Linked DNA regions of Homo sapiens: all the other regions are linked to region 2. A link is a loop called in an ENCODE intact Hi-C map of the cell type or tissue named here. Cell type or tissue: mammary epithelial cell. All regions are shown on one strand. Each heading gives the region's core, and the rest is flanking DNA. Links, peaks and the distances in the headings are about the cores only.

Region 1 (10,846 bases), core at 1,771-9,770, 220 kb before region 2:
TAATATTTTATTGCCTTTTGCCAGGTAAGCCACTGTGGTCAGAGAGCACTGTGGAAGAACAGCTTGACTTAGGTTCTTTTAATCAACTCTCATGTAGAAGGTTGTAATCACAAACAAATTCTTAGGGATAATGTTTTTTAAATAGTTGAATTTTCAACAGTACCTAACTTATGCTTTACCCTTTGTACATAACAGAAGCTAAAATTAATGATTTTATCATTCCTCTATGAAAGGCATCTGAAAATAATAAAAAGTTACAGGTTAATAATCCCATATAGCGAAGGTCAGATGCCAGAAACTTTTTACAGCACTTTCTAAAAACAACTATATATTAGATCGAAATGTAGTCAATGAAGTCAGCCCACAAATTTGCAAGGTGTCTAGGTTCAACAGACCTAAAATCAATAAAGCCACTGAAATCAATACACCTTTCTCATGAATACAGCCTGTTAACTAATCAGGGTTTAAATGGTTTAAATGATCTTGCCTGCTGGAATATAAATGTCTCACTGCTTTGAATGTAATATTTGGATCAAACCATTATTCATTAACATGCCAGATTCATTAGAAATAGCCTATTGATTCCACAATCAATGAAGCATATTCACAAATTGCTGAAAAGATTGTTTATTAAAATCCCGTATTATAAATAAATTCATTGATCTCTAACTATTTGGGTAATGGGTAAACTAAAGGTTTACACATTTAAAGTCTCTATATACTGTAGAAATAAAATTTGTTACCAGGATTTATACTTTTTTATAATCATTATTATTTTTTTCAAATTCTAAAGGTAATAAATGTTGACTGCAGAATTGTTTTTAAATATGGAAGATCATAAGTTAAAGTTTATGAATAGTCCTATCATATTCTAGTAAACACACATACATACTTATATGCACACACATGTATATGTGTGTATGTGTGTGTACATATTTAATTTATTTAAATTTCATTTCTGAATTTCACATTTTTCTGCCTAAAGTGTGTAAATAGAGTTGAAATCTGTTGTAGGTGACCTTGGATACAGATAATTATTCAAATTTAACCTATGAGTTCTCACCAAAGTTTTGCAGCTACCTCCATTCATTACATAACTCATTGGCTGTCTCAGCAATACTATTTTTATCATTTGAATAAACTTTCTTTCATTTCATGTCTTGAATATCTTTCAGTAAAATTAACTGCCTAGCCCTCTGTGCTCTTGTGCAGGTAGTTATTACAAGTGTTAAATTGGACAGTACTGTGATTGGCTGACAGTTTTCCCCTTCTAGATTGACACATACACACACCTACACACACACACACACACACACACACACACACACATATATATACACTTTAAAATTACGCAAAAACAGGTATTTGGTTTTCTTTCTAAACAAAGGCACCTCTAGTTGTTTCTAAGCAGAAATTAAGGCATTTCTTAAAAATTTAACTGTGTATTATGTAAATTTATGTTAAACTATGCAGAGAAGAAGAAAGGATAGTGTAATAAACCCTCTGTGATCATCACTCAGCTCCAAGTATCATTTTTTTAACATTTACTTCTTTATCTTCTCTCTTTCTGTTTTTGTTAGTATATTTTAAAATGGACTCTACATATCACTTGACATATTTTAAAGGGATCAGATTTATCATAAACATTTTTATTAACAATATGTAGAAGCTGTTTTTGTAGAAGAAAATATTCTTCCATCATATAATTTCATAATGGTGGCAGAGTATTTGAATTTTTTACTGTTATATAAGTTACCTAGCTTTTCCCCTGCTTTTGAACATTTGTTTATTTTTCACTATTCTAAATACAGTTTTTAATCTATATTCTTTTCATTAGACCTTTGCACATATTCATTATGATTTTCATTGAATGAATTTCTAGAAGCTGAGGTTCTGGTCAAAGGGCATACTAAGTCTAAAGGTTTTTTTGATATATATTTGACATTGGGCTGTATTTAAAATGAAAAGGTTAATATTAATGGGTTAAATGTTGAATTATTCATTAAAAATATGACAGATAACTTCAGATTGAATATCTTAGCTTTTAAAATCTGACATTGGCTTGTGGTATATAACAATGTTTGGGTTTCCTTTATGATGTGTGCATTTCTGTGAAGGAAAAAAGCTAGACTATGTAGATTATCTTTGCAAGTATCAACTAATTAATTTTCCCTTTAAACCTATTAGCAAGGCAATATTATTATTAGCCTCCCATCTTGTTACTATGTTAATGAAATAGTATAGTCGACTGTCCTGGGGCCACGTCCTATTGATCTTTTAATGCAGATAATCTGAGCACAGAGACTGACTACTTATGAATAACGACTTCAGACCTGGTTTTTAGACAGGCTTCCAGAAAAGAGAATAATAAAAAGAACAGCCAGAACAAGGAGTTAAATTGGAATTGGTTATCAGATCATGGTGAATCAATAACTAATAAACATTCAAAATAACTAGAGTCCCATCAAGCTACAGACCACAAGAAAACATGATCAATGTCTTCAAACAGCTTAAAATATAAGCAAATAAAAATGAGTAAACCATAAATAAAGCAACATGATTTTGGCCACATTAGCTCCAACTATTTTTTAGGCAATTTATTAAAGTAATTTTTATAAAAACATTGCGGCATCTTTAATCCCATAACATGTATAAATAGAAAATGCAATTAGTAAATAATTTTCTTCTAGAAGTTGGCACAGTTTTCAAGAAGAGTTTTTTTCTTTCACTTAAAATTTTAGGTTTTTTTTGGCATTTATTATTCAGTATCTGGTGACATGTTTCAGAACAATAACAGAATGAATAGTTTGTTCTACTCTCTGTTCTTCGCTAAACTTTTCTACAGATTTCTTGTAGTGCTGCAAACACATCTCCCTAAAAAGCAATTTAAAACAAAACAAAACACTACAGAGACAGCATGTTCTTAGCAAAATTTGGTGTACAAGTCATAGAGAGCAGGTGGTTGATTCAAAGAGCCTTACACTTGAGTATTAAACTATGCGGTACTAATGTGGGAGGCAAACAAGGGAGCCAGGGTTGGGGGGCTCCTAGAAAGCTAAAGGAAAGAATTTACAAGAGCCAGTCAAAGCCCTCTTGGGCAGGTGACTTTGTAAGTATCTATTGCTGCCTTCTTATGAGCACAAGAGAAGAACAGAAAACAGCCATTTATAAATAGAGATTACCATAACCTTTTAACCTGAGGAAGTGTGAGGAAGTGAAAGCCAGAGACTCATTCATTTTCTATAGCCTCTATGAGAACAATGTGACAAGAGGGGAAAATCTAGCCAGCTTGAGAGAAAAGAGACCAGGTTTGGCCATAGCTGATTCCTGAGGAAAGATGTAAAATTAAAGCTGTTTTCTGACATAAACATAGCATAAGCCAATAATGTGTTATAAATACATTTTGGAAATGAATAAATCCTTAAAAGAATATTTTAAAGGTCTGAAAGTATATTTCTATGATAAAAATATTCCAATTTGATTACCCTTATTACTACTTAATGTAGGTCACCATAATGAAAAGACTTCTGAAGGATTCAGATTTCATTCTGTAAAGCTAGCTACAACTTGAGGTGAATGTCTTTTAGATACTTCTGAACAGTGCTTGAGAATAAAAGTTTGAGCTTTGGACATACAATTGTTAAACCTTTACTTTCTTTGATTTGTGTGAAATTAGTGGATAAAGAAAGATAAATAAATTATGGAACCTGAAACAACAAAATGAGTAGAATAATATTGAGTAGTATTGCATTTTCTGTGTTGTAACTGGACTATAAGCATCTCACAAATATTTATTTTAAAACCACTAACAGATTAAGATGCAGTATAGTTTCTATTGTAGACAAAGCACAAGTTGGAGCTTCTATTATGTCTTCCACAGACTATTACAGCAGGTATTAGCTTTACTCTGACCCCTTTGCCCATTCTAACGGCAGTTAGAATAATCTTTTAAAAATATAAATCAAATTCATTAATTCCCCTTAATTCACGTTAGCAACTTGATTGAGTTGTTGTTAGGATCATTGAGTTGTTGTTAGGATAATATATACAAAGTGTTGGGTATCTAGTACATAAACAGGTCATAGTCATAGCTACAGAAGCAGGAGGAGCTACCATCACTATCCTCACCATCACCACCACCATCATCATCATCATTAACAGTGGCTAGCTGCTGGTGATTTTAGGCTGAGAGCGGGCTAGAGTCAAGCAATGTAAACATTCTAAGGTTTTATTCTACTTATAAGCCAGCAAGTTAGCCTGTTACTATTTCAAGGGTCCTGGCAAAAGAGATGAGAGTCCTGAGCAACAGACAAAAGCCTCTATTAAACAACAAAAGCAGTAGTTAGACATTTATGTTTGTGGCAGTTCCCCATACTTCTGCTCAAAACCATAAGAGCAACACAAAAAGCTTATATTAGCTCAGGCTGCCATAAGAAAACATCAGAGGCTGAGGTGATTAAAACAACAGAAATTTATTTTCTCACAGTTCAGGAGGATAGGAAGTCCAAGATCAAGGTACTAGCAGAGTCTATGGCTGGACAGGGCTCACTTCCTGCCTTCTTGAGAGGACAAAAAGATAGATCTCTTCTTCTTCTTCGTATAAGGCCACAGTCCTTGGGGATTAGGGTCCCACTTTTATGACCTCATCTAATCTTAATTAATTCCTAAAAACCCTATCTCCAGAAACAATCGCACTGGGAGTCAGGGCTTCAACATATGAATTTTGGGGGTCAGAATTCAGTCCATAACAGGACCCATACTATATGCCTACATGTGCAGTGGGTTGCATTCTTGGAGAGAACTACCAATTGTGAGGCTCTATGGTTTTTCTTATTGTTAGTGGAAGGAAGCTTGCCCTGGAACTGAAGATAGACATTACCCCATTCCACAAGGTCGCTCACTGCAAGCACAACTCAGAACTGATACAGGGAAGAGCATAGTCGGGGCTTCGCATTCTTGGCCTTCTCAGCAAGAAGAAGCAGAGGAAGCTCAAGGCCCATGGCAGATTGCCTCTTCCAACACCAGGGCAGAACTGAATCTCAGTGCCTGTATTTCTGTCTACCTAGGATTATCAGTACAGGCCTAGCTTCATCTGAAACCATTCTGTTAGCAATGCACGTCTGCATTGTTTTACCGAGGAAGGAGAAAGAACAGAATTGCCAAAGAACTAATCATCTCTGGTGCCAAGGTGTTAACAGTAATTCAGTGAACAAAGGATGATTCACACAGAACAAGGAACAACAGGAGAAAGAAGTGTACTCTTTAGTCTCTGTCAGTTTGTCTAATTTAACAGAGGACTTCTCTTCAAAGTGAAACTGTTTTGTTTTTTTTTTTAAAAAAAGGGAAGATATTTAGCCTGCAATAGCAATTTATTTGTTTGTTGGATCATTTCTTTTTCTTGGGTGTTTTCTGTGAGTCATACAGTTTTATTCTCAGAAACACAAGTGGTGGTCATTCCAATCAGAATTTGATATTATCTTAAAAGTAAAATCACAGCTATATCTAAACTAAACAGATTGATTTAAAGAATCAATTTCTTTTTGGGTATTACAGATTTATTCTTAGCAACGCCTTACAAGCAGGAAGCCCCACCACAGTTATACCACTAGTTTGAATATTTAAAAATATTTTTAAACATAAAAATTATTTTTTTCAAAACAAACAGCATTTTCTGTAACAAGAACTTATTGATATATTTTAATAAATGTAAGCCATTATTTATTTTCTATACTTATTTACAGACTAATTCTTTAATGGATAAGGACAGATCATTGGAATAAACTATGAAAGGGTATGAAAAAGACTGAAATCTCTTGACTGATATTTTTGGATATCTGATTTATTTTATTCGATATTGCTGTTGCGGTGTCTCTGGGCTCAGTAATCAATATTTGTTTTGAATGTTTATTTTTCTATTCATGGATCACTAACAATGTATCTTCTCTAGACTGAGAGCTCCTAGAGTTGGTGATCTCTCTAGGTACAATCAGAAAACAAAATTTCTCTGGTCAATCAGAAAACACAAATTCTCTCTGATTATGTGTAAACTGTAGCATGGTTTTAATTTTTTTTCAAACAAAGTACACGTTTTAAAAATCATTTCTTTTTTCTTTATTTTTTCAGGTGTCTTTCTGCATTTCTGAAGCGGTCCCTGTAAGACTAAAATTTGTATTCCTCAATAATTGAATTGAACTTGGTGAGGACACAATCTAAATATTATGTGCTGATTAAATAGAGATCACATTTAGGGGTGTGGAATAAGCATGTAATACAAAATTGTTTATACAACTTAATTAAAATTTTTTAAAAAGTATAAATTAAATATGAGAAATTATCTCCATAAAGATTCAGGCCCACTGAATTTAAAATTTACTTTGTGTGTGTATATATACACACACACACATATATACACACACATAACATATATATACACATATATATACACACACATATGCATATACACCAAAGTACGTTTTAGAAGAATTTTATAAATATCAGTATAATAAAACTTTAAACAAAGTTTTTGTATGAAATATAAGTGTACCTAAGTATTGTGCTTCAACTTATGGCATGTTTAGCTACTCTAAGGAAAGAAGAGGTTGTCGAGTAACTTTTTAAATAGACAAAAATATTGTATATATAAATGTACTTATTTATTTCTATGTATGTTACAATCCCCCAAAATTATGCTTTGCAATGCCTAAAGAAAGTCTCCACATAAACTGCATACACACAAACAGAAAGAAATATAGTAAAAATATTGGTTCATTGTTTAAATTCTAAAATAACTCAAATAATTCAAAAAAAGACAGGGAAAAAGATCATAGAATTAAAAAACAGTAGATTGACAAACGGAAAACTAATAATAAAATGATGGAAATAAATCTACCCATAGAAATAACTACATTAACTGTAAATGGTCTAAACATACTAACTAAAAGACAGTTATTTCAGGTCAGATAAAAAACGAAACCAGACATCAAAATATACTATTTAAAGAAACCAATGGTAAATATAATGATGAACAAAGGTTTAGAATAAAAGATGAATAAGGATATAAGATGAAACACAATTTATTTTTTTAAAAACTGAAGACAAAGTAGACTTTAGAACAACAACAACAAATCACTGGGAATAAAGAAAGATATCATATAGGGGAAAAATGCCAATTTTTTCAAGAAGACATAACAATGCTAAGTGCATATGTACCTAATAACAGGGATTCTAGATACATAAAACAAAACATATTGAAGGAAATGAAAAACTAGACAAAGCTGGTATACCTGGAGACTTTAGCACAACTCTCTCAGTAATTGATAAAAGAAGTAAAAATAAATCAGTAAGGATATAGAATATTTGAACACTATCATGTAGAAAACTCCATCTAACTATAGCATAATATATATTCTTTTCAGGTACACATGAAACATTCACCAAGTTAGACTGTATTTGTGAATCACAAAACAAGACCTAGTAAATTAAACCTGATGGGAATTATTCAAGGTAGGTTTTTACCATAAAAAATTAAACTGGGCCAGGCGTGGTGGCTCACGCCTGTAATCCCAACACTTTGGAAGTCCAAGATGAGGTCAGGAGTTTGAGACCAGCCTGGCCAACACGGCAAAACCCCGTCTCTACTAAAAATACGAAAAGTAGCTGGGCATGGTGGTGCACGCCTGTAATCCCAGCTACTCTGAAGGCTGAGGTGGGAGAATCATTTGAACCTAGGAGGCTGAGGTTGCAGTGAACCAAGATCGTGCCACTGCACTCTAGACTGGGGGACAGAGTGAGACTCTGTCTCAAATAAATAAATAAACAAACAAACAAACAAACTAAAAATCACTAACATAATTAAACTGAATTAACAACTAAAATAAACAAGAAATCAATTCGCCAAATATTTGGAAATTGAAAGTCACACTACATAATTTGTAAATAAAGACATTTCAAGGGAAATTAGAAAATATTTTACAGTGAATATTAAAATACAATGTATCAAAATGTAAGGGATATAAAAACATTTTTGACAGATGCTGCCAGAGAACAGCTTAGAGGGAAATGTGTAACTTTAAATGCTAATATTGGAAAAGAAAAATGGTTTCCACTTTAAGAAACTGGATAAAAAAAAGAGTAAACTAACCAAACACAAGCAGAAAAAAGGGAATTTTAAAGAGGAAAAATACATCTAAAAACAGAAAGATAATAGAGAAAATATTAAAAACAAATGCTGCTTTTTTGAAAGGATATGAAATTTATAAACCTCCACTGATAAATTTTAGTAAAAATTCAAAAAAGATAAGTAAAATTGACAAACCTCCACTGATAATCTTCCAGTTAACCAAGAAATAAAAAAGAATGTATCAATTAAAAATAGAAAAAGAATTCGTATAATGTGACTGACCCAGTGAACATTCAAAGGATAATAAGGAAATACTGTAGACAACTCCATGTGTATAAATTCAACAACCTAGGCCGGGCGCGGTGGCTCAAGCCTGTAATCCCAGCACTTTGGGAGGCCGAGGTGGGCGGATCACGAGGTCAGGAGATCGAGACCATCCTGGCTAACACGGTGAAACCCCATCTCTACTAAAAATACAAAAAAAAAATTAGCCGGGCATGGTGGCAGGCGCCTGTAGTCCCAGCTATTCGGGAGGCTGAGGCAGGAGAATGGCGTGAACCTGGGAGAGGGAGCTTGCAGTGAGCCGAGATCGTGCCACTGCACTCCAGCCTGGGCAACAGAGCAAGACTCCGTCTCAAAAAAAAAAAAAAAAATCAACAACCTAAATGAAATGGACTAATTTATTGAAAGACCCAAACCATCAAAACTCATGTGAAAAGAAGTAGGCAACAGTCAGTTCAATAGACAGATAGATAGATAGATAGATAGATAGATAGATAGATCGATAGATCAAATAGAATTTATAGTTGAAAATCCTCATTAAAATAAAAGAAAAATCTAGGCCCAGATGATATCACTTGCAAATTCTGTCTAACATTTAAAGTTGAAATGAACACCAGTTCCACAAAAAAAATTTCCAGAAAAATAAAAAAAAACAGTAAATGTTTCCTAATTCATTTTGTAAGACCAACCTTATCCTGGTAGCAAAATCAGACAAAATGATTACAAGAAAATAAAAGCACATTGAGAAAAATTGCTCAACAAAATAGAAAATTAAACCCAGCAGTATTTAAAAAGAAATATGCATCAAGAATGAATGGGATTTACCTCAGTAATGTAAAGCTGGTTTATAATTTGAAAAATCAGTTCACCATATTAACAGGCTAAACAAGCAAAACCTTATAATTAAATCAAGGCGTAAGGGAAACACATCTGACAAAATTTAACATGTATCCTTGATTTAAAAACAAACTTTTAGAAACAAAAATACTCTTAGAAAACTATTAATAGAAGAAAACTCCCTTAATATGAGAAAGAACATCTATAAAAACCTGCAATCATATCAGACTTCACAATGAAAGTGAAATACACTTAAGGTTAGGAACTCTGCGTAGATTTTCACTCTTATCACAGCTATTCAATAATCTACTGAAAGTCATAGCTAGTGCAATAAGATACGAAAAGAAATGAAAGATATTCACATTGGAAAAGAAAATGATTAAAACTGTCCCTACCCTAGATGAAATATTTGTCTTTGTAGAAAATTCCAAAACATTTTCTAAAAATTTCCTAGAAGTCAATCAGCTTACTAATGCACAGGATATAAGATCAGCAGTGTAAATTTGGTCATATTTCTATGCACCACTATTAAACATTGCAAATCAAAAATTTTAAAATACCACATTACTTATAATACTTTCCAAAAATAAATACCTGTGTATAATTCTAAAAAAATATAGAATTTAGGATCTGCATACTAAGTAAGTGGAGAAACATGTACTACCGATGGACTGGAAAACCTAATATGATTAAGATGCCAATTTTCTCCAAATTGATCTACAGATTTTGTACAATCTAAGAAAATCCTAGCAGAATGCTTTAAAGTTATAGGAAACCTGATTTTAAATTTTATATGCAAAGGGAAAGGAATTGGAACAGACAGAAACCTTGGGGAAAAACCCACCAAGTTGGAGAACTCTCAGTGCCTTATTTTATTTTATTTTGAGACAGGATCTGGCTCTGTTGCCCAGGCTGGAGTGCAGTGGCAATGCTCACTGCAACTTCCACCTCCTGGGCTTAAACCAACCTCCCACCTCAGCCTCCCAGTAGCTAGGACTACAGGCGTGCACCACCATGCTCAGCTGATTTTTGTATTCATTGTAAAGACAAGATTCTGCCATGTTGTCCAGGCTGGTCTCTAACTCCTGAGCTCAAGCAGTCCACCCACCTTGGCCTCCCAAAGTGCTAGGATTACAGGTATGAGCCTGGCCACAATGTCATATTTTAAGATATACTAGAAAGATACTATACTCAAGACAGTACAGTATTGGCGAAGGAATAACCACATAAAAGGATGGAATAGAATGGAGATTTCAGAAAACTGACTCATAAATGTGGTCAACTGATTTGTGTAAAAAGTACAATGCAATTCAAATGACAGTATTTTCCAAAAACCGTGCTTGAACTGCAAATCCATATGTCAAAAAACCCCACAAACTCACAAAAAACAAAGCCAAGAAAGCATCATGCTATATATCACTGCACGTTTTTAAAAAAGAAATTTGAGAAATCAGACTTACATGTAAAATGTGAAACTATAAAAATCTTAGGAAAAAAACCATAGAATATCATCATGACTTTTCCTGATTTTGGTATTAGGAAATGTTGGCCTCATAAAATAAGTGACATATCTACTTTATTTCTGCTCTGTTTTCCGGAAAAAAACAT
Region 2 (10,846 bases), core at 1,554-9,553:
TAGTTAGCATATGTAAAGTACCTGCTAAGAGAAGGAATTCAACAACTGGTAGGTTTTTTCTCCCATAATAAATGAGGAATGAAGGCAGCCTGAGCAAGCAAAATAGTGGATGAACCTGAATGCTTCCTGTCATGTGATGAATTGTATTCCCAAAACATGTATGTTGAAATCCTAACCCCTAGTACATCAGAATGTGACCTTATTTGGAAATAGGGTTATTGCAGACGTAATCAGCTATGTTAAGATAAGATCGTATTGGAATAGAATGGACATTCAATCCAATATGACTGATGTCCTGTTGAGAACAGGTAGATTTGAACACAGACACAGGAAGGAAGAACATTATGTTGCAATAGAGACAGCAATTGGAGTGCTATAGCTGCAAGCCAAGGAATGCCAAAGATTGTTGACAAGCCACAAGAAGCTATGAAGAGGTAAAGAAGGATTCTCCCCTATGGGTTTCAGAGGGAGCATGCCTCCATCCATACCTTGATTTTGGACTACTAGCCTCAAGTACTGTGAGACAATAAATTTCTCTTGTCTTAAGTCACTCTGTAATACTTTTTACAGCAGACCTAGGAAGCGAATACATCTCATAAAAGGATTTGGAGGCTGGGCACAGTGGCTCATGCCTGTAATCCCAGCACTTTGGGAGGCCAAGGCGGGCGGATCATGAGGTCAGAAGCTCGAGACCAGCCTGGCCAACATGGTGAAACCCATCTCTACTAAAAATACAAAAATTAGCTGGGTGTGGTAGCACATGCCTGTAGACCTAGCTACTTGGGAGTCTGAGGCAGGAGATTCGCTTGAACCCGGGAGGGAGGGGGAGGTTGCAGTGAGCCAAGACCATGCCATTGCACTCCAGCCTGGGTGACAAAGTGAGACTTTGTCTCAAAAAAAAAAAAAAAAAGGATTTGGAGTGCCTGTTACATGCAATGATGCAGACTTTAAAGACTGATGAGTTGGAAGGTAGAAGTTGAACAAGCAGACCTATATAAAAAGGTGTCTTAGGAAGATAAATCTAGAAATTTAGCCATGTTAATATATTTCCTGTTCCCAGTAGATCCATATGCTCCTTGAGGGCAGAACCCACGCCTTCCATGCCAAGCCAAACTCAAAATATACTGACTAAATGAGATCTTTCAAATAAACACTTTGGTGTGTAAGCTATTTATGAAAAATTTGGAGGTAAAACATTTTAACACATTGAAATTTTACTCTTCTAAAGTAAAAATCATCTTCTCATTTTATTTAATTGAAGAGGCAGCGCATGCAGTAAATTAGGTCCAATTTGCATGCAATTGTGCATGCAATGTAGATCTTGGCTTTAACTAGGGAGCAAGCTGTGTACAAACTCAAGCACCCTTACATTTGAAGTTAACATTAATTGTTTGCTTAAATTTTTCAGTACTTTCCTTCTTTTGCTTTCAAAGACACATATTATAGCATTTTGCTTTCTAATTTAAAGACCACAAAATCCATAGCTGATAATAAGAATCTATCCCTCAGGGGCTAATACATTTCTCTGACAGCATAGTAGTAATGCCCACAAGCTCTGTAGCAAGCCTGTAATTCCGTAAAAAAATCTTCATGGCTTTAATTCATATGATTTTGCTCTGTTTAATTATATTTATCATCCAATAATATTCTGTGCTTATAAAAATAGTGAATGGTATATAGAAGAAGCAATGTACTGTATCATATTTTATGAAATTTCATATGCCATGTGTATTGATTGTGTATAAACTAGAGAACATATTTGTTTAAATTAAGGTTTTAAATTCAGTTTCATACCAATTCCTTCATCTCATTATCTGTAATATATTTGTTTACATCCATGAAAATGTTACCTGGTTAAATTACAAAATTTTTCCTAATTCAGATTGATTTATATCTTCTATCCTCTTAATTTGTGTGATTTCATGTTGTGATCATTAAATAATTAAAAAAGGACCTTAGTTTGATCAAATTAATATTGTTGCCCATGAATGTTAATTAAATTTGCAAGGAAAAAGAAAGCAGAAACCAGATAAAAGAGAAAGCTGGACATGTTTAAAGATGCTATGCTGACCTTACAATAATTCTAGTACAAGCAATTCTCAAGGTCTTTCACATGCCCCCCAGACTTCCACTCCTGTGACACAGGACACCCATTGACACTTTTATTCTTAGGAGCATTCATCTTTAGAAATTGTCCTTTAGTTCCCCTTTCTGCAAATTTTCTTCTTCTTTAGAAGCTCCCAGATTTGTCCAACTATCCCCAATCAGTGGTTTTTAAATTTTAATGGCAGCTACAAAGATGCCCGGACCTCCATCAAACATTACTGAAATCAGATTCTTGAGGGATAAGGCCAAAAAATTTGCATTTTTGAAAAACACTCCAGATAACTTTGCTGCAGAAGATCTAAAACCTCAGAGGGAGAAATACTGTCCTGGACTTTTCAGCTCAGTGATGCCTTCCCAGCACACTCCACTTGCAACCACTGGATCCTCCTCCTTCCTAGTTTACAGACATTGTGTCTACATATACCCTCCGTTGTTCTTTTCTCCTCTTAAATGTCATGTAATCTGCTGGACTATCTTGGGCTACTGAGAGAGTGCTGGGAGGATTTTGCCAGTTCACATGGAAGCATCTTCATAAAAGTCTTCTGATGGCTGTGGCCAGCCCCCTTGGAAGAGGTCGTAACCTGGACCTGGGAATATCGTTCAGGTGATAATTAGGATTTCACCATGTTCCTTAAATAATATGTTGTGCATGTCTTCCATTTGCACAATGATATAGGACAACAGTGAATATCTCTGGAGGGGACTTCCTATTGGATAGATCTTAGCTTGAATTCCCAGTCTACTATGTGCTACCTATGTGGCCTAGGTCAAGTAACGTGACCTCTCTGCGCCTTGCATTTATCAAAAGGAAATAATAATTTATACTTTCCAGAATTCTCTGGATTAATAGTGTAGGAAAAGTGTCCATAACATGAGTACATGGTATTTAATAAATGGCATTAAAAACATATGCCAAAAGTGTATCATTTCTACGAAAAAAAAGACTGGTCTGAGATCCTTAGTGGTGCCAGGTGCCCATGCAATCCTTGCACTACTAACAAAGGCCATAATTGTGGAGTTTGTCCCAAATTCTTAGCTGCAACCCCATGGGTAAATGTAAAGGCTGAGATAAGGATAAAGGCAAGGCCATTTAAATTAATTGAAGGTCCTGAATTTTTTCCCTTTGGGGAACAGCTTAGGGAGGGGAAAGAAAAGAATCTCTCCATTAAGACGGTCTTTAAATTGGCAAGCAAACACTTTTTGGTTAATATCAAACAAAGGATCAATGTAAGAAAAAAATTATGTATTTCTCCTGTCCAAACTACCATATTTCAGAGCATACTCATTGGCAGTTTTCCATCATTTCAGTTTCTGGGACAGGGACAGAAGCTTTGGACAGCCGGTTTGTTTGTGTTTTATTCTTTTCATTTGTTTGTTTAATTTTCCATTATGAATTGGACATGAAATGTGCAACCAAATTCCTGCATTAAATATCCCTGGCATAAAAGACATGCATTAAATACCCCTGAGATAAAGGACATCCCCAATATACTCCATCATTAATGAGCTTAGTACTGAGTTTCAATCGCAAGAGAGGAGTGGCAAGTTTTGATATGTCCTACAGCAAATGATCGAAGGTTTTTACCCTCCTTGTAGTATGAAGAAAGTATCAGTCAAGTTATCTCCTAGCCTGGACTGAACAGGTGAGTAGTTTCTATGCCTTAGATATTACTACCATGAAGTGAAGGATACAATTACATAACTGTAGGCTGGGGGCGGTGGCTCACGCCTGTAATCCCAGCACTTTGGGAGGCTGAGGCGGGCAGATCACAAGGTCAGGAGATCGAGACCATCCTGGCTAACACGGTGAAACCCCGTCTCTACTAAAAAATACAAAAAATTAGCCAGGTGTGGTGGCGGGTGCCTGTAGTCCCAGCTATTTGGGAGGCTGAGGCAGGAGAATGGCATGAACGCTGGAGGCAGAGCTTGCAGTGAGCCAAGATCTCGCCACTGCACTCCAGCCTGGGCAACAGAGCAAGACTCCATCTCCAAAAAAAAAAAAATTATGTAGCCATAGAATAGGTTTACAGCCTAAAATCCTACGCAAACCTACCATAAGCTTTTGTGAATTAATGAGACCTTTGAAGCATTAGACATTTTATTCCCTCTTTCTTAGCATCATAGTTGGTCCTCAATATCTTGACACTTTCAGGCATGCAATACTTATTTTGAAATACATATTTTCAAAGCATTTCGATGCCTACTTTTCCCAAAAGAGCATTTAGATTCTTCAGTAAATGAACCTAGACATACAATTTGTGTCTTATCTTCCACTGGCCAAAGCAACTTATATAGATTTGTTTTCTCACAACTCTGCAAAATACAGTAAATACAAGAATAGTGACTTTTTAATTTTGTGGACTAACTGAGGAAAACAACGATGAGGACAGTCTGGAGCAGGAGTAGGCAAACTATAACCCATGGGCCAAATCTGGTTCAATGCCTGTTTTCATACATAAAGTATTATTGATTGAAACATAGCCAGGTTCATTTGTTTATGTATTGTCTAAGGTTGCTTTCACACTAAGATGGCAGAGTTTTAAATATACAGATACTTATTATCCACAAAATCATCAATACTTACTATGGCCCTTTACAGAAAACATTTGCCAAATCCTGGTCTGGAGCACAGCCCTAACAATTTGAAGACCAATGTCTGTGGCCTTCCATAAATTTTCACTTGTTGACAATCCCTGGACAGCAGATGGAATTTACGCTTAAACAATCTGGTTATTTTTATATTCTTAAATATGAGAAGTTATCTTAATTTTTGTTGAATACCTACTAGAAGTATATTTAATTCTCTATTAGATGATATTATTTCCAAATAAGTTTCTGAAAACTACCATCCTACACATTATTCTTCTTCAGAACTCTTTGAGTACATTTTCAAATATAGACAAAATGAAAAGCAGACTTTTAAAATAGTACTTTGATGGGAAATGCATTATTGTAGTAGTGTATATAAGAAAAAGAAAAGGACAAGAAGGTGATGCACAGAAATTGCCTTTAGATATTTGAGGTTATATGTATAAAGATATATATGCATATACATACACACATATAATCTTATAGATAATTTGTATACTCCTTTTGATTCTGGTTTGATCCTCCAGATCTATAATTCAACACAAATAATAGTGAATTGCATGTTTATTGACTTTTTTAGGTAAATACTTTTACAGCCTAATGTCATACAGTAGCGGCTGATAACATCAGTTTAGACATGGAACTGCTTTACTTAGAATTTGTTTTTCTCTCAAAGGGTCAAAGTATCCTTAATAAAAGAGAAAGATTTCCCTTATGTTTTCAGCTAGCCACAGCAACTAGGCACAACACTGAAAAAAAAAAAAGACAAGTAAAACTGTCTTTCAAACTTCTGTTTGCCCTTGCAAAGTGTCCTGGCTTAGGTGGATATTGAATATTGAATAACTTTGTCTATTCTTAATCCAAAGGCAGTGCAAAGCAAAAGACTAATAAAGAAGGATTAAGACTAAGGCCACTACATAGAGTCATCAAGTCGTAGAAAAGACTATCATAACATTTCTGACTCCACATCTAAGTTATCCTAAAATAGAAGCTGTTCTTTGAGCAATAGAGCATCCTTGCACTGACCTGGAGCACTGCTGCAGAGTCCAATTGGGTTAGAATTAAATTACATAATCATTTAGTCATAGTACACATTCTTATTGAGTGACGCAGGCATCAGACATGGTACTAAGTACTGAGTGTCCAAAGTCATGCAACGCAAGGTCCCTGTCTTCATGAGGCTTTTATTTAGTGGCAAAGGGAGACAACTCAATCTGGGAGAATGTGGAGAGTGCTATACTCTACTGGAGTTCAAACCTGTGACTCCCACCCTCACGTAATATGAGCATGTTTTATTTAACTCATTAATTAATAAGATGTTATGACCAGATCAAAAGTTGTTTTATAAGCTGGACAGAGACCATCTTAGAATGAGATTGATGGGTAGATTTAAAAAGTGGCTCATGTCCAACAGGACCATAAACCTTTGGAGTTATCTGCTCCACCTGGCAGAAATTATTTGCAGCTCCACCATGCAAAAAGCTACAAGTCAACAGCGAATGCTACAAAGTCTGGAATTTGTAATTAATAGTAAACAGTGAGGTAACCTAAGTATATTAGTTAATCTGTAGCTGGCCTTCTTTCAAAAAGACAATGAATGGAGGCTGTCCACATTTTTTACTTATTTCTTAAGCTTCAGATATAGTTTCTGAAGCACAGAGGAGGCCACCTTGAGGTCAGGATGGGGCAAGGCAAGCATGGCAGCATTTGAGTTAAGATTTGGAAGCTAAGTAGGAAAAACTGGCCATGGATGTGAAGATGGGCATTCCAGGAAAATAAAGAAAAATATGTGGCAACTTCACATTCATTCCTGTGCTACGCTGTGTAATTCCCCTGAAGGCTGGTAATTCAAAAAAAAAAAAAAAAAAAACCTCTAGAAAAAGATAGAAAACACAGAAGTTCCCATTTTTAGAATGGAGAATCAATCTGCCAAGTTTAGATAGGCATGGATTAAGAAATAAACTCACAAGGAAGCATTATATTATCCAGAAGCTGTGAAGGACCAGAATGCCTCCACAAAGCCTAGGGGATGTTCCACATTGGACCATGAGCCTAGCGAATGACTGAAAAAGGGCAAAAAGGGGGAAAAACTGTAAATGGTCTATTTCCTAGCCACATGTGCTGCTTGTCTGAATCAGGTTACGGTCTCTCACTTACTCTATTTAGAATTCTGTACATCTGGGTGTATTTTTTTCTAGTGTTTCCTATCATATCAGTGACAGAATTGTCAACACTGAGGTATCCATAAATTATACTGCAGTCTAGTAGTTTCCAGTGTCTGCGAAGCTTAGAACAAAAGACTCAAATGCAAATGTGAGCTGCTTAATTCAGTGAGTATTTGTGATGTTACCCAGGTGCCAATGACATCTTTCTGACCAGCTCAGAGGCACCAGGGAGCAACCCAACATACATTTTTAATGTGCTCAGCTGTGACAGCATATACACACAGAAGACCTTAAGGCCTTAAAGCCATCCTCCTGGAAACCACTGCACTTTTAGGGACCCAGAAGAAATGGTTTAATTAATCTTCTTTTTCAGGGTAGCTTTTTTTGATATAAATTATGTACACTGAAAACCTGCCAATTATAGCAAATTAAGGGACTTGGCAAGTGCATCCCTTAGAGGCAGATGGTAAATAATATCCAGATTCTGATTTGAAATAGGACCAGAGATTAGCTGGTGCAGAATGTAAAAGCAATCTAGATATGAGAAATAAACAGATTTAGTGTGAGCTCAAGAGGAGGGTTTTGGTTTGGGAGAGCTATAGTGATGCATTGAAAATGGATGACTCATTATCACTACGTGCATTTCCCTGAGATGAGCCAGCTCCAAGTGCTTCTTTCTGTGATTCTTTGATGAACAATTATTTATTGCATTAGTATCTTCACTATGTTACTCAGATGCTTCCGTTTCCTAATCTGTGCAATGAGCATAGAGCAGGTTGGGGTGAGTTTTTAATGTCATCACCACATCATGTGCTCCGTGTAGTACTTGACGTACAGTAAGCGTTAAAAAATGTTAGCTGTTTTTGTTAGTTATGACTACCAAAATAAAGAACAACTCTCACATACCTTCACCCTTATGTTTTGGCCAAAAATCCTAGCTAATGCTTATGAAAGCTGATTATGTGCTTCTACCTGATTCCATCAATTTCTTTACTTATTAATAGCATTCAAAATAAAGAGTCTGACCTTAACTTTGTTTATTTTTCCTTCTTAAATCAACCGTTAGCATTCCTCTTATCTATTAGGGCTTCCCATAATACTCTCCCCCACCCTCTGCCTTTTAATGTATAGTCTAGATCATTTGTGCTTAATTAGATAAAACCTCATCTCTTGTCTCTATACAACATTTTAGTATCTATTACTTCACTGATAATGTAAAAATTTTTGCCACATACAACACAGCTTTACAACATAAAGCTTCATGCATGATTTCATACCATGCTTCATACTCTTACTAGCTCTTCCACTATTCTCATTTATGCATGAGGAATGGGAGGCTCAGAGAGTTTAAGTACTATGCCTTTGTCACACAGATGGTGGGTCCCGGGAGCTGACTTGCCTTGATATTCTGTTGTCACTCAAAGACTGAAAACCACATAAAACCAAAGGAAATCGTGAAAGATAAAGTGTTCAGGTTGGTGTATCCTTGAAAGTGCCAGAAGAGAACTCCACTATGTATATCAAAGTTAAGGTGATTATCTAGGGAGAAGTTTAGACACATGCAAGACCAAATAATATTACTTCTCTGCTCACGTTTTTACTTCTCCAACCTCAGTTTGTATCTGGTTTGAGTCACTACAGCAAGGAGGATGGTGACCTCACCTTATTCGCTTAGTAACTAGATTTCTTGTTTTGCTAATTCACCACAGAAATAATTTAGAACAATTACTGGGTTCAGTTACAGATTCCACACTTTGGGGGAAAAAAAAAAGTAGGGTAAAGGCAGGGAGACATCCACCAGATGACAAGGTAAGAATGGAGGTTAGAATGAAGGTAAATGGGCAGAGCCAACAGAGCAAAACTCTCAGGCTCTGCTTGCACAAAGCTGTCGCAATCCTGCAACTCCCAGAAAACAGTCGTCACATTAGCCAGTACGTGTACGGCAATCTTCCCGGAGTCCGAAGTCTCAGATAGGACAAACTCAAGCGCACATTCGTCATGTAATTCATGTTCAGCCTAGGTTGCTAAAATTAGGGAATGACTCAATCATCATACACCATTACAGCTATTTTCAAGGCTGTAAGTGATGCGTTGCACCGACACTGATGCAAAAGCTTACCCCAATTAGCTTCTGCAAATGCTCTTCCTGCAACAGAGCTTCGTTTCCTAGGAGCCTTCAATCTAATTACAAAGCTTGATTCTCCCGCAGGGCCTGCCTGGCCAGATGATTTCATTTTACTTTTAGGCTAACCTTTGCCATCAGTGATGTCACTGAAGTGTTCCTTCTCTTGAGAGGCTCCTAGGAGCACACTAAAAGGTTAATTTGTTTGATATTTGGTTAAAGAGACTTCTCTACTGGAGGGGCTCTGTTTTGCTGTAGGCAGGTAATGGTACAAAGCAGGCATCTTCAGATGAAGGCAATTTGCACCCAGCCAGCACCAACATAGCTTTATGCACTAACTATCCAGCAGCCACTCAGATAGAAAATCACTGCTGAGAAGGAAGTCAATGGATCCTTTCTGCAATTCACATTATTCACTCAAGGAGATTTTGCATATTTCCTAGTGCTTTTTTTCTCTCAAAAACAAGAGCTGCAAGGCTCAGTGGAAAATGTAACCAGCTACGCAACAGGAAAAACTTGTGTTCAACCACCTTAGGCATCAGAAAAACAAAGGAAAAAGCACAAGTAACGTACATGCCACAATTCCATAATTATTATTCTCCAAACTCAAAGTATCTTTGCTACCTATAGACATCCTCTCCACCCTTCTCTGCCCTTTCCCTAGTGGCCCTTGCTGTGCAGAACTAAAGATGCTATAGAAAAGCTCAGATCCCAACTATGGCCACCTGTAATGGTTATGCTTATTATAGAGAGCCAGTGCTGACAATGAGGGTGTATAAACCAAACCAAGGCCACAAGGTAAGAAGCAGAAATCAAGGCAACCTAATATTTTTTATGAGTCACGTAATAACAAAGAATCGGTTCCACCAATTTTCCCCATTTACTAATGCCATTCAAAATAAACATTCTGACTTTAACTTTGTTTATTTTTCCTTCTTAAATCAACCCTTAGCATTCCTCTTATCTATTAGGGCTTCCCATAATATTCTCCCCCACCCTCTGCCTTTCAATGTGCAGTCTGGATTGTTACTTTTGCTTAATTAAATAAAACCTCATCTCTTGTCTCTATACAGCATTTTAATTTCCATTACTTCACTGATAATGGAAAAACCTTTACAACATAAGAATATGAAGCATGATATGAAATCAGCATATGAAAGTAGCAAATGAAAAGGGGTAGCTATTAAAATGAAATAGGAGGGTCCATGATCAAATTCAGCAAAACAAAAAAACATAGACAGAATGAACGCACACACAATACTCCCTGAATATAAAAATGTAGTTTACATTAAACAGTGTCATATGAGATAAAAAAGAAAAATTACTTTATTCAGCAGGTAATAAATTATAGGACTTGTCTAAGGGCTCTTAAGTGAAATTTTTAAAATAAATACATCCTTAGATAAGTTTGTAAATAATAAAGTAAAACCTGATTGTTGAAAGTTTGGGTAAAGATAGCAAATGGAAGAATGAAGCCACATCAGATCACATCATTTACATTTTCCATTATGCCTTCACAAATGAACAAATAAATAAATTTCAGAATAAAATAAATCATGATCAGCAGCAATGAAAAAGGAGTGCTGCACAACTGAAACTATAAAACATTATTAACAAGCAAAGAAACCAAAATGAAGCAACAGAAGATTCTAGAATAGAGCAGAGCAGTGTGGGCAACGTAACTGGCTTCTAAACTTTCACCAGCATTCTAAAAGTAATAATGCTGAGTTGATAATATACGAATGATTTTCACTGACTGCCAAACTTTGAAGAAGCAAATTGAAATTGTACTCTTGTATTTTTTTTTTCTAACTGAAAAAAAGTGAAAGTAGTTCCTGGGAGGGAGAGTGGAAAGGAGGAAATT
Region 3 (10,846 bases), core at 1,565-9,564, 130 kb before region 2:
CCTGGGATGTATGCTGTAACCCTGGGTGCCTGGAACTGGACCTGTGACTTTGTCTTCTGGTCTCTTGAGGTCAAGTCCCATTTGGGCTGGAGAGGCCAACATGCTCCCAGACCACTGTCAGCAGTACTCCATCAGGAGTGGCAGGGGTGCTGGGGGGAAGCTTTCTGTTGGGGGAAGTGGGGATGGCAGAGGCAGAAAGCACTCTGGTGGTTGGGGAATGGCAGTGGGGTTGTAGACAAACACACCCTGGTGGGAGGCTGTCAGAAAAAGTGCTCCAGTGGGGAAAGCAGGGACACTGCAGGGAGGACATAGTCCATCGGGGCACATAGAGAGCTTTCTATTTCACAAAGTAATTTTCAGCACAATGATTTGTTTGATCCTGCTGCTACCCTTTGAATAGGCAGGGCATGTGCCTTTTCATCATTTTACACATAAGAAAGCTGAATCTTTTCAAAGTTAAATGATATTTCAATGTCACTTGGTAAAAAGTAGCAGATCAGTACTCAAAACTCAGACCTTGGACTCTGGGTCAATATTCCTTTTCTTCCCTGCCTTAACTCTGACAAGACAGTGTGATTCTGGAGCAAATTCATAAAAGTGGTTTTCCTAAAAATTGCTTTAATTCATTACTGAATATCATGTCTAAAAAGTGATAAAAAGCCATAAAGTGCTACTTTCCCCCTAAATGAATGTGCAGCACATATTTATAAGCTTTTAGTACAATAATTTTATAACCAAACAGCTGCTGAAACAGTAAATTTTTATGACCAGTGTCTCAGTTTGTGTTTTCCTCCTAAATATGGTAAAATAAAGTTTTTGTGATACAATTTATCTAGTTCAGACACATTTAATAGAAGCATCAGCAAAAGGATGAGCAACAAAAGGAGAATTCATGAAATAAAATCACACTGGCAGTAGAGTTAAATAAAAACACATGTTGGTTACCTATTATTTTTACACATATCTGTGGTGACACCCTAGGGAAGCTTTCTGAGATTCTTTAAAGAGATCACAGCTAGGACTCTTTTAAAGCTACTTAGAATAGACATCCATCCTTAGCTCAGCATCCAGTTAACACACTAGTTGAACACCTTTCATGTAAGTGGCCCTGTGCTAGATATTATGACAAGATAACAATATGAATAAGACTTAGTCTCGATCTCTAGTTTACAATCAAAGAAGGGTGACATACATATATGCAGCCTTATAGATTATGAAGGAATATTTCATGGCAAGGTAATGAGCTGCCCTATAAGGTAATGAATTTCCTCTCCCTGGAGGTGTTCAAGCACAGGCTGGCCTTCCACTCAATGGCATTGTTATAACAGGGATTGATATGAGGCTAGAGAGTGGCAGTGAATCATTTCTAAGTGCACTTCCAATTTTAACATAAGCCCTAAAATAATATAGTTTACAGTTAAAGCTATAAAATAAACCCCTTCTTAAAGCATTCGTTTGCTGTTGTGTTAGTATTTTTGTTCCTGTTTATGATTTTCTTTATTCATTATTCATATGTGCTTCTGAAACACTTTTATTACTTCTTGAATGAAACATTTTCTGAAAGAGAAAAAGCTCGGCATGTCTTTTGAAATGGTAGTTTCATGCAAGATACATCATGTAGTTATTCCTAGTGACTTTCTTTTGGTTTTTCATTGAACAACTCACTAACATCTGATAAAACAGATTCCACCACCAGAATGCCCTGCAGTTAATGTTTATCACATTATTATTATATACTGGATCAAAGTATTGTATAAAAACTGAAATATGGTGTAATTAGTAGCTGAAAGCCTAACAAATGTAAAATAAATTTTAGGGAAATTAAAAATGTTATTTGGCACTGATTAGTACCATATACAGCATATTAAATTAAATAGCATCCCAATATGGTAACAATGTGTTTTTGGCAAGGTGAAGAGGTTAATTGTGTTGTAAAAGGAATTTCCAGAAGAATGCATCATCTAGTTTACACTGAAACCTCAATTTACTATGGCAGGAGGCCATATTACAGAACTTCACAGATTAGCAAGTAATTGACAAAACATTCAGAAATAATTTTTCTTAATTGTTGGTTGTTCGAGCAGTATATATTATTATATTTAGCACTCCTTATTTAATTTAATAAATTAAGGCGCTCTTTGTTGTAAACTAAAGTTTTCATTACACATTTTTAAGTTAATACACATGAAATTTGCTAAAAGATTTTCATGGTTAAATTTGTTATGGTTGACATAAAACTGCTCAGCCATTTGGAGAAAATGAATGTTTTTAATGTTGTATGCTCGAAAATGAGAATTACTGATTATTATGCATCCTAACAATATTCACTCCTCAAATTAAGAATTTAATACACCTTGATTGTCAGCTATACTAACATACTGAAACTTTTATTAGTGTATGTAAGTGAATTACATTTTTTTCTGCAAATCCATAGGTTTTCTTTCTATTGAAATGTTATATTTTTCCACTTGTCCAGCTTCTAAAGGAATAGAAAAGCCCAGTAAAGACTGATGGATTTCACATAATGACTAACATCTATAAATTACTGCTGTCATATATAACCTCCTTGAAGAATGCATCATCCCTCTGCAAAAAATTCAAAAGTGATGGTTAAAATTTCAAAATATTAAAATACAAATGAAAACATGGCCAAATATTCACGAAGAAAGGGTGATGTCCTAGTCTGCTCAAGCTGCCATAACAAAAAAAATACCAAATGTATTAAATAACAAAAAATTTATTTTCTTAAAGTTCTGATGGCTGGTAAGTTCAAGGTCAAGGTTCTTGTCAACTCAGTTCCTAGTGAGGGCTCACTTCCAGGCTTGCAGACAACCACCTTTTGGCTGTGTCCTTACATGGTAAAGAGAAAGAGAGACAGTAAGCTCTCTGGTGTTTCTTCTTATATGGGCACTAGTCCCTTACAGTAAGTTATCACCAGTTTTGCTGTGATATATATAGAAACAGTGAAAGATTGGGGATGAGTGCCAGGAAAATTAGTTGGGGCCAATATAAGTTGCATCGGCTAAATAAAAACTTTTCAGGCCTGCTCTTATGAGCTGAATGTTTACGTCCTTCCAAAATTCATATGTTGAAACTCTAACCTCTAATGTGATGGCATTTGAAGACGGGACCTTTGGGTGGTAATTAGGGTTGGGTGAGGCTCCATTTAATGTAATCTGCCCAGACCCAGTCTGTCCCTGATACTGGTTAACAGGAATATGTGGCATTTACAGTTATCTGCAGATAAGGGAAAGACTAATAAAAGATTTAAGCAAAACTCAAAATGGTTCTTATATTTAAATTTTAATACATGTAACTCTTTTAAAAGGTGAAGAATGATTAATTCACAGAAATAAAAAATAATCATATCAAATAAGCAGTAGACCAAAATGAGGAAGGAAGATGCCAAAAATTAAGTTACTATTATGGTTCTACTCTTCAATATCAATGTATAATCTTTTGGTTGTTACCAAAGAAAAGTTAGGTCAAAATAGCACAAACTATAAAAGAATTATATTGGCCCACCTAAGTAAAATGTTATGAACTTTTCTATCTATATTCAGAGAAAGCTTGCTTTGGCAGTTCACATTTCTGACCAAAACCCTCTCCTTTCCCCAGTTCTTCCTCCTTGGTATTCACTCCATTCTTAGCAACTTTCTGTCCTTGTGGTCTCACATTGTCTTACAATGTCTCCCAGGCTTCTATTCTTTTTCATTTATGTCACATAGATAAGAGCAAATGTCTCTACCATGGTTCTGTCAGAATAGTGAAAAAGTATATTTTCCAGGAATTTCAGATAATGTTACCCCTCAGTTCCTTGCTCACATTTAGAATATAGGCCCTGAATCAATCACTCTGAACAGAGGAAGAGATGTGGTAGATTATTTTTAGCCAATGAGGCCTTACTTCTGTGGCTGAAGAGGCATCTAGTTTCCTCTGAAATATATGGGTTGCATGGGGAAATGACAAAACCCCAATAAAAAGAAGAATATACTTTTATCAAGAGGAAAGGGGAATGGATGCTGGTGTCTAACAGAAATGTACATAACTGTGTCAAACATTTCTACCTTCTTACTAATCGTCTCGTCTTTTAAGTAATTAATAGAAAAATCATGTGTGTAAAAATCAGTCTACAAAACTACTAAGCCAATTCTCATTCCTTCCATGAAGAGCCTCATCATCAAATGTGTTTATTACAAGAAGCTGCCTTCTCTCTTTCTCCTGCCAATTTAGAGTTCCAACATTCATGGAAAATGACCCAAGAAGTCACTGAACACAATCCCTTTGATAATGTACTCTACTGGTTAATACTTAAAAAATAATCTCAAATGTAAATGGCTTTCTATCCAATAGTAGAATGAGATAATAATGCATACAGCCCCACAACTAATTAAATTATATTCTACAATTCTCTTACCTTTCCAAAGCAAACCACATGCTTCAGTTCCTCAGTTTTCGGTTCTCTGTTTTTCTAATTGGGCCCCTGAGCTAATTAGTATGAGTCCAAATATAAGTCAGTGGGTACGTAAAATATGTGAATAGATGAACAGGTACAAATTATTAACCTGGCATAAGGGTGTTTGTGACTTCAGATTCTCCATGCAAAAGCATATATAATAAGGCTTCACTAAGTAGAGAAGAGGTCATTGCACAAATTAGAGCTGTGCTGGATATTTTCCATTTGTTCCTCCAGATTCACTGCCTTCATTTCTGCACCCTGGCCTGTGTTCCAGTACCTCATCTGTATAGACTGAATCTATTCTTTTGCTCTTCTGATTCCCGGTTGGGTTTGGCCATTAAAAGGCACCAGCAGGAAATAAGTAAGGACGTAGAGAATAATGTCATAGAAATTCTTTACCCAGCTCTCTCTCCTCTAGTAATTCGCCATGGGTCGGCTGTGTCCCTCTATACAATTTCACTGCTCTAATTAACAGGCCTTTCTCATAGAGCTATTCTGGTTCCAGTAACTCTTCCTGTCTCAGTTATTTCAAAGCTAGGATTAGGGGCTTCCTATTCTGGCTAGCCCAAGGGCTGGAATGCTGGATTCCTTAAGTCATGCACACATTTCATAGTCCACTAACTAAACTCCTTCGACCCACCTGGTAGAATGTGCCATCCACTTCCTGTCAAGACCATGAATGACACCAAAGGTCAGTTAGGATATAGGAACAACATGGGAAACAGTGAGTTGTACTTAGCAAAAAGTGGGACTGGCCTAACTAAACTAGACAGAAATATTAAGGAAAGTGAAAAGTAAAGTGGAATCACCAGGAGAAGGGCAGTTAATAAAGGCCCCAAATCCAGAGGACTTTAGAGTTTGATTAATAAGAAAAAAAAAATTAGAAAAGTTTTATAAGTATAATCAGAGCACGTTGAAAGTACAATTTCATTATATTCCTTTTGTTTTTTGTTTGTTTCTTGGCTTGTTTGTTTTGAGACAGCGTTTTGCTCTTGTTGCCCCAGCTGGAGTGCAATGGTATGCTCTCGGCCCACGGCAAACTCCACTTCCTGGGTTCAAGCTATTCTCCTGCCTCGGCCTCCCAAGTAGCTGGGGTTATAGGCACGTGCTACCACGCCCAGCTAATTTTGTATTTTTAGTAGAGGCAAGGTTTCATCATGTTGGTCAGGCTGGTCTTGAACTCCTGACCTCAAGTGATCTGCCCACCTCATCCTTCCAAAGTGCTGGGATTACAGGCATAAGCCACTGTGCCCAGCCTATTCCTTTTGTTTTTTACAGTAAAATGGTGCTGAAAAGAATGAAGGATTCAAAGATAATTCAGAGAATCCTAAAGACATCTGGGCAAAAACTGATACAAGCCTGAGTCATGAGGCTGACAAAAAGTAAAGATGAATCACAAGGGACACATGGGATCTCTTAATTATAGAGAATAAGAAACATGAGGGGATGGGATTTATAGGGTAATCATATAATTTATCCAAAGCAGAACACTTTTGGAAGTGATTTTTAAAAATTCCATTAATATTTCAGGTAAGAAAATAGGTATATTCCAGGATGGTTTCCATCAAACAGAGATATATAGTCAGTTTAGGAATAAACCATTTTTAGATTATAAACCTGAATTCTTCAGAAATAGATTTGATTTTTGTGCAATTGAGAAATTGAGCAATAAAGTAAAGTATGTGGGAGTTGGGAAAAGAGATAAAAGGGCCATTTTTTTTGGACATAAGATTGGAAATTCCCAGCTCAAAGAGCATTTGATAGTACAAGGCCAAACTAATGGTCAGTTGAGAATATGAGACAAGAAATAGAAATTGAAATCTTGTCAACATAAACAATGAATCTGCTCTACCACAGAGGTATTTTCTCTGGTAGAAACTCTCTCCTTCTTAACTATTTATGTCTGTGAATTATTTTCTCCACTGCAATCTAAGATTCTTTGGGGCAGTGCCAGCTTCTAATTCGCTTTTGTAAACCATTAGGTTTAGCATAATGCTGCATATGGAAAAGATGCTAATAAATACTTGTTGAGTTATAGATGTGTTTTACTTAGGCCACCTAAATAGTGCATCTGTTACTGTGTCTCTGTCCTGCCATGGCTTTGCCATGCCTCATCCTTCACCTAAACAAAGCCTGCTACTATTCAATATGCTTTGCCATAGAAATAAAGAAGAGTCTAAGAATTAATGTCAGCTAGGGACTGAGCTATAATAAGATTCCCGTGTTGCTTGAAAGTGAGCTGGAGGCCGGGTGCAATAGATCACACCTGTAATTCCAGCACTTTGGGACAGCCCAGGAGTTGGAGACCAGCCTAGGCAACACGGCAAGGCCCCCATCTTTACAAAATTTTTTTTTTAATTAGTCAGGTGTGGTGGTGTGCACCTGTAGTCCCAGGTAAAAAGGAGGAGGCTGAGGTCGGAGGATTGTTTGGGCCCAAGAGGCCAAGGCTGTAGTGAGTTCTGATTGTGCCACTGCATTCCAGCTTGGGTGACAGAGAAAGACCCTGTCTCAAAAAAAAAGAAAAAAGGAAAGTGAGCCAAAATATAAATTAATTTAACTGTGTCGCACATAAAGGTCTCATGTCTTTACTGAGCAATGGAGTAGACAAAGGTTTTGTTGTGACACTGATTAAGTAGTGTTACATATTTATATGTGATATTTTTAAAAATTTTTTATTTTTGAGGAGATATTTTTGAGGTGTTGGAAAATATTCTTTTTTATTTTAATAAGATAAATGCACTGAGCACAGTGGCTCACGCCTGTAATCCCAGCACTTTGGAAGGCCCAGGCGTGCGGATCACCCAAGGTCAGGAGTTCAAGACCAGCCTAGCCAACATGGTGAAACCCTGTCTCTACAAAAATGCAAAAATTAGTCAAGCATGATGGTGATGCCTGTAGTCTCAGCTACTCAAGAGGCTGATGCAGGAGAATCGCTTGAACCTGGGAGGCAGAGGTTACAGTGAACCAAGATCACACCATTCCACTCCAGCCTGGGTGAAAGAGCAAGACTCTGTCTCAAAAATAAATAAATACATACATACATACATACATACATACATACATACATACATAAAATAAAAATAAATGGAGGAACTTTTTAAGTATTAATAACACTTTGATAACCCAGGTCAGTGTCTGACCTCTAACAAAGTGAACACCAGCGGGCTACTTACTCTCATGTTTTTAGCAATTGGTTTTATAGATATAAGTAATGTCTTTCCCATTCATTTTACTTTTTTAAAAGCAGGGGCCATTCCTTTATTTGCCATTAAAACCTAATTCCCTGTTCTGTATCTAACTGGCTTCTGTAGCCAATAAACGTGAAGTACATCCTGATAGATGATGTTATTCCTTATCTGGCAAAAATGTAGCAAGTGTTTGAAATGTTGCTAGGTGAAAAGCATGAGATATGGATTTTGAGGGTCAGGAATTACAAAAATAAATAAAACATATTCCCTGACCTCACAGAGTTATAAATTGTTAACGGTGACTTACCTGTGTGATTGTTTTCCCACAACACTTTATGACAGAAATGGAAATGTCACAAATGCTGTAGAGTCTCTTCGTCTCTCTCCTGCCCTTTTTCCTTCCTTGTATTTAAGATATCTATTTTCAGAGCATGTCAATATTGAATATTCATTAATTTTCAAAGTCCTGGGTTTTTGCCAGTTTAGATTTAGTTGACGTTCCATTACCCTGTTGAACAGATTTCATGGCTCTCTAATCAAATTAGCTCACTTCTAAACACAAACATTTTTATAAGACACTTGCCCAAAGCAATTGTGACTTAGCTCTCATCTTATTTTTTAAATAAAAAATTGAACAGCGGGTTATTAAGTTCAGCACATCACCTGCTGTGCAAAGAGACCAACACACATGAGTTGCAGCCAATCTTCCTACAGCATTTCTCACACACACTGTAGATCAGAGTTGTTACACCACTAATATTCAAAGCCCCCTGGATTTCAATTATACTTTATTTATTATCTTAGCTGCTCCACCATTTGCAATGCACAGTAATCTTCTACACATTTGCTGCCTTCACCTTAATGGTTGTGAAGTATCTGCTATGATGCATTTTGTCATTTAATATTAGGTTTACTATGCAAAACACAGCTAAATCTTGACAGGCCCCATAAAAACTCATCCTAAATGAACCATTATATTGTATGCTGTCAATGTAGACTAAAAAAAATACAGTGCCACTCCACAAAGCTTGCAGAAGCAGCAGAAAATAGTGAGTGGTGTTAGTTCCAAAAAGAGCCTACAGCTACATATTATGTGCTTGACAGGATTTATTGTTATTATAAACAACCAATCAGGATACTGGGTGAGCATAACTGGGAAAATGACAACAATTAAAATTTAATTCAGTTCAGAAAGTAGTTTTTGAATTCTTACAGAGGATTAAATTTTTAACAAGGTCTGGATTCTGCCCTCCACAAGTTTGGCAAATGTAGAGGGAGAAAAAGAGGTTCCCATCTGACCATAAACAAGGCAAACTGTAACACAGGGTGAAACAGACCCATAAATACAAGACTGCGGCAGGCCCAAGTAGTGGCAATTAATTGCAGACCCCAGGGCTATTGGTGAGTGGTGTGCTCATGATTCCTGAGGCCTGTTCATCTTTTCAAGGGTTCCAAAATGCAGGGCTGTGGACCTATTATGTTGGAATCATGGAGAGCAGTAGGTTCTGGGATCCTTGGCACTTGACAAGACACTGTAGGCACAAAGGTGGTTTGCTATCTAGTCTGTGTCCAAATCTCCATGAGAGTCATAAGTAAACAGATTGACCTGCCCTGTCCAAGAGCTGCTTACATCCCAGAGTACAGTATATACTTTAAGAAACATGCTGGGTGAATCAGATGTTTAGCTGGTCATTGAAGGCACAACTGTGCTGCTGAGACTTGCCAGATGTTGGAGATCCTACCACCTCACAGTCACCATGATGGCATATTCTCTGTTCCTGACAATCCCCAGCTCAATAAAATTCATTCACTAGTCTCCCACCCTTCAGTAAGCACGTTTGTGCCCGAGCTAGCAACTACATCATTGAAGTACAAGTGCTGCATTACTTCTTTAGCTCTGCCCCAATAAGCATCTCATCTCCTCCAGATAACTCAGCATCCTAAAGCATAAAAAGGAGCTGGTTCAAAGTTATCAATACCAAAAATCATCTTTCTCTATATGACATATATGTGATACATATCTTATTACATTTACATACAGTAGACTTAAAAATAATGAGGCTATGTATACTGTTTTCCCTAGAAAACAAAATTGAACCCCTATAGGGTAACCCATGGAAATCTAATGATAGTCTTTTGTAGATAATGACATAGTCTTTAATGCCATACCTTAAAAAGTGAATCTTTTTTTTTTTTTTTTTTTTTTTTGAGACAAGGTCTGGCTCTACGGCCCAGGCATGATCTCAGCTCATTGCAACCTCCATCTCCCAGGCTCTAGCCATCCTTCCACCTCAGCCTCCCGAGTAGCTGGGACTATGGGCACACACCACCACCCCCAGCTAATTTTTTTATTTTTAGTAGAGATGGGGTTTCATCATGTTGGCCAGCCTGGTCTTAAACTCAAGAGCTCCAGTGACCTGCCTGCCTCAGCCTCCCAAAGTGCTGAGATTACAGGTGTAAGCCACTGCACCTGGCCAAAAATGTTATTCTTATAGTGACATATTTACATATTAAGTGTAAAGCTCTATTCAGCAATCTGGTCTGGTGAGTCAGGGACTCTAAAATTTAGTTTGATCTAAGTGACTTGAGGATTGCGCCATTTGCTACAGATTTAACCCACATTCTGCCTTCAAGGCATATTCTGTGGTCATCACGTAGTTGCTTACTAATACTTGGCTCATGGCTTTTAACAGGCAGATTCCAAACCAACAATGGTTGGTTGTATCTTCTATTTCTTGTTTATTTGTGACTACATATTAACAGTCTTCCTGAAAAAAAAATGCTAGATAAAATAAAAATAAACATGCGTTTTAAGTAAATAGAAAAAGGTAAATAATCTCAACATTTTTGATCAAAAATTAAAGGGTTTTAGGATGCCAAGCTGGGAAGCTGCACTGAAGCCACCACAGTCTCGGGATACTTACTGTTCCAATAATCTAGAATCTTGAATGTTAGGAGCAAAGCCAGAGAAGAAAGATAAGACATCGTGGTCCAAACAGACAGTTTATTCAATACCACCTGAATAAAGTTGGAGCATTGAAAGGCCTTCAAGCTCAGTGTGAAGATGGACTAAGGAAAATCCATCCTCCAGGAAGGAGATGTCACAGGAAACTTATCTGTCTTAGAAAGGACTCTTGGTGGAAAAATATAATAAAATAGAAAAAATCTGCTCTAAAAATGTGTAACTCAGGCCTGCCTT

What was found. A loop is a pair of places that touch in the nucleus more often than their neighbours do. Peaks named below come from ENCODE experiments on the same cell type or tissue, not always from the same donor. Only the 100,000 strongest peaks of a DNase experiment are listed, where the experiment ranks them.
Region 1: a loop joins it to region 2, with 2.9 times the contacts of the local background. A loop is called at or near these places in 2 of 110 quality-filtered maps.
Region 3: it touches region 2 in a loop (7-fold over the local background); 3 of 110 quality-filtered maps call a loop at or near these places.

The regions. Positions count from the first base shown.
Region 1 is chr6:140,264,301-140,275,146 of GRCh38, reverse strand. No RefSeq gene overlaps it. Among named protein-coding and RNA genes, the nearest start is that of MIR3668, 64 kb to the right of the region's middle. In mammary epithelial cell, for the core only: no CTCF peak of the experiment used is centred there; a DNase peak (open chromatin) is centred at 5,176.
Region 2 is chr6:140,048,459-140,059,304 of GRCh38, reverse strand. All of the region lies in intron 1 of LINC02941 (long intergenic non-protein coding RNA 2941), which reads right to left. The region is part of intron 2 of LOC107986652 (a long non-coding RNA gene); the gene reads left to right. Among named protein-coding and RNA genes, the nearest start is that of LINC02941, 78 kb to the right of the region's middle. In mammary epithelial cell, for the core only: a CTCF peak has its summit at 6,366; a DNase peak (open chromatin) is centred at 7,574; H3K27ac peaks cover 3,006 bases.
Region 3 is chr6:140,174,126-140,184,971 of GRCh38, reverse strand. No RefSeq gene overlaps it. Among named protein-coding and RNA genes, the nearest start is that of MIR3668, 26 kb to the left of the region's middle. In mammary epithelial cell, for the core only: no CTCF peak of the experiment used is centred there; no DNase peak of the experiment used is centred there.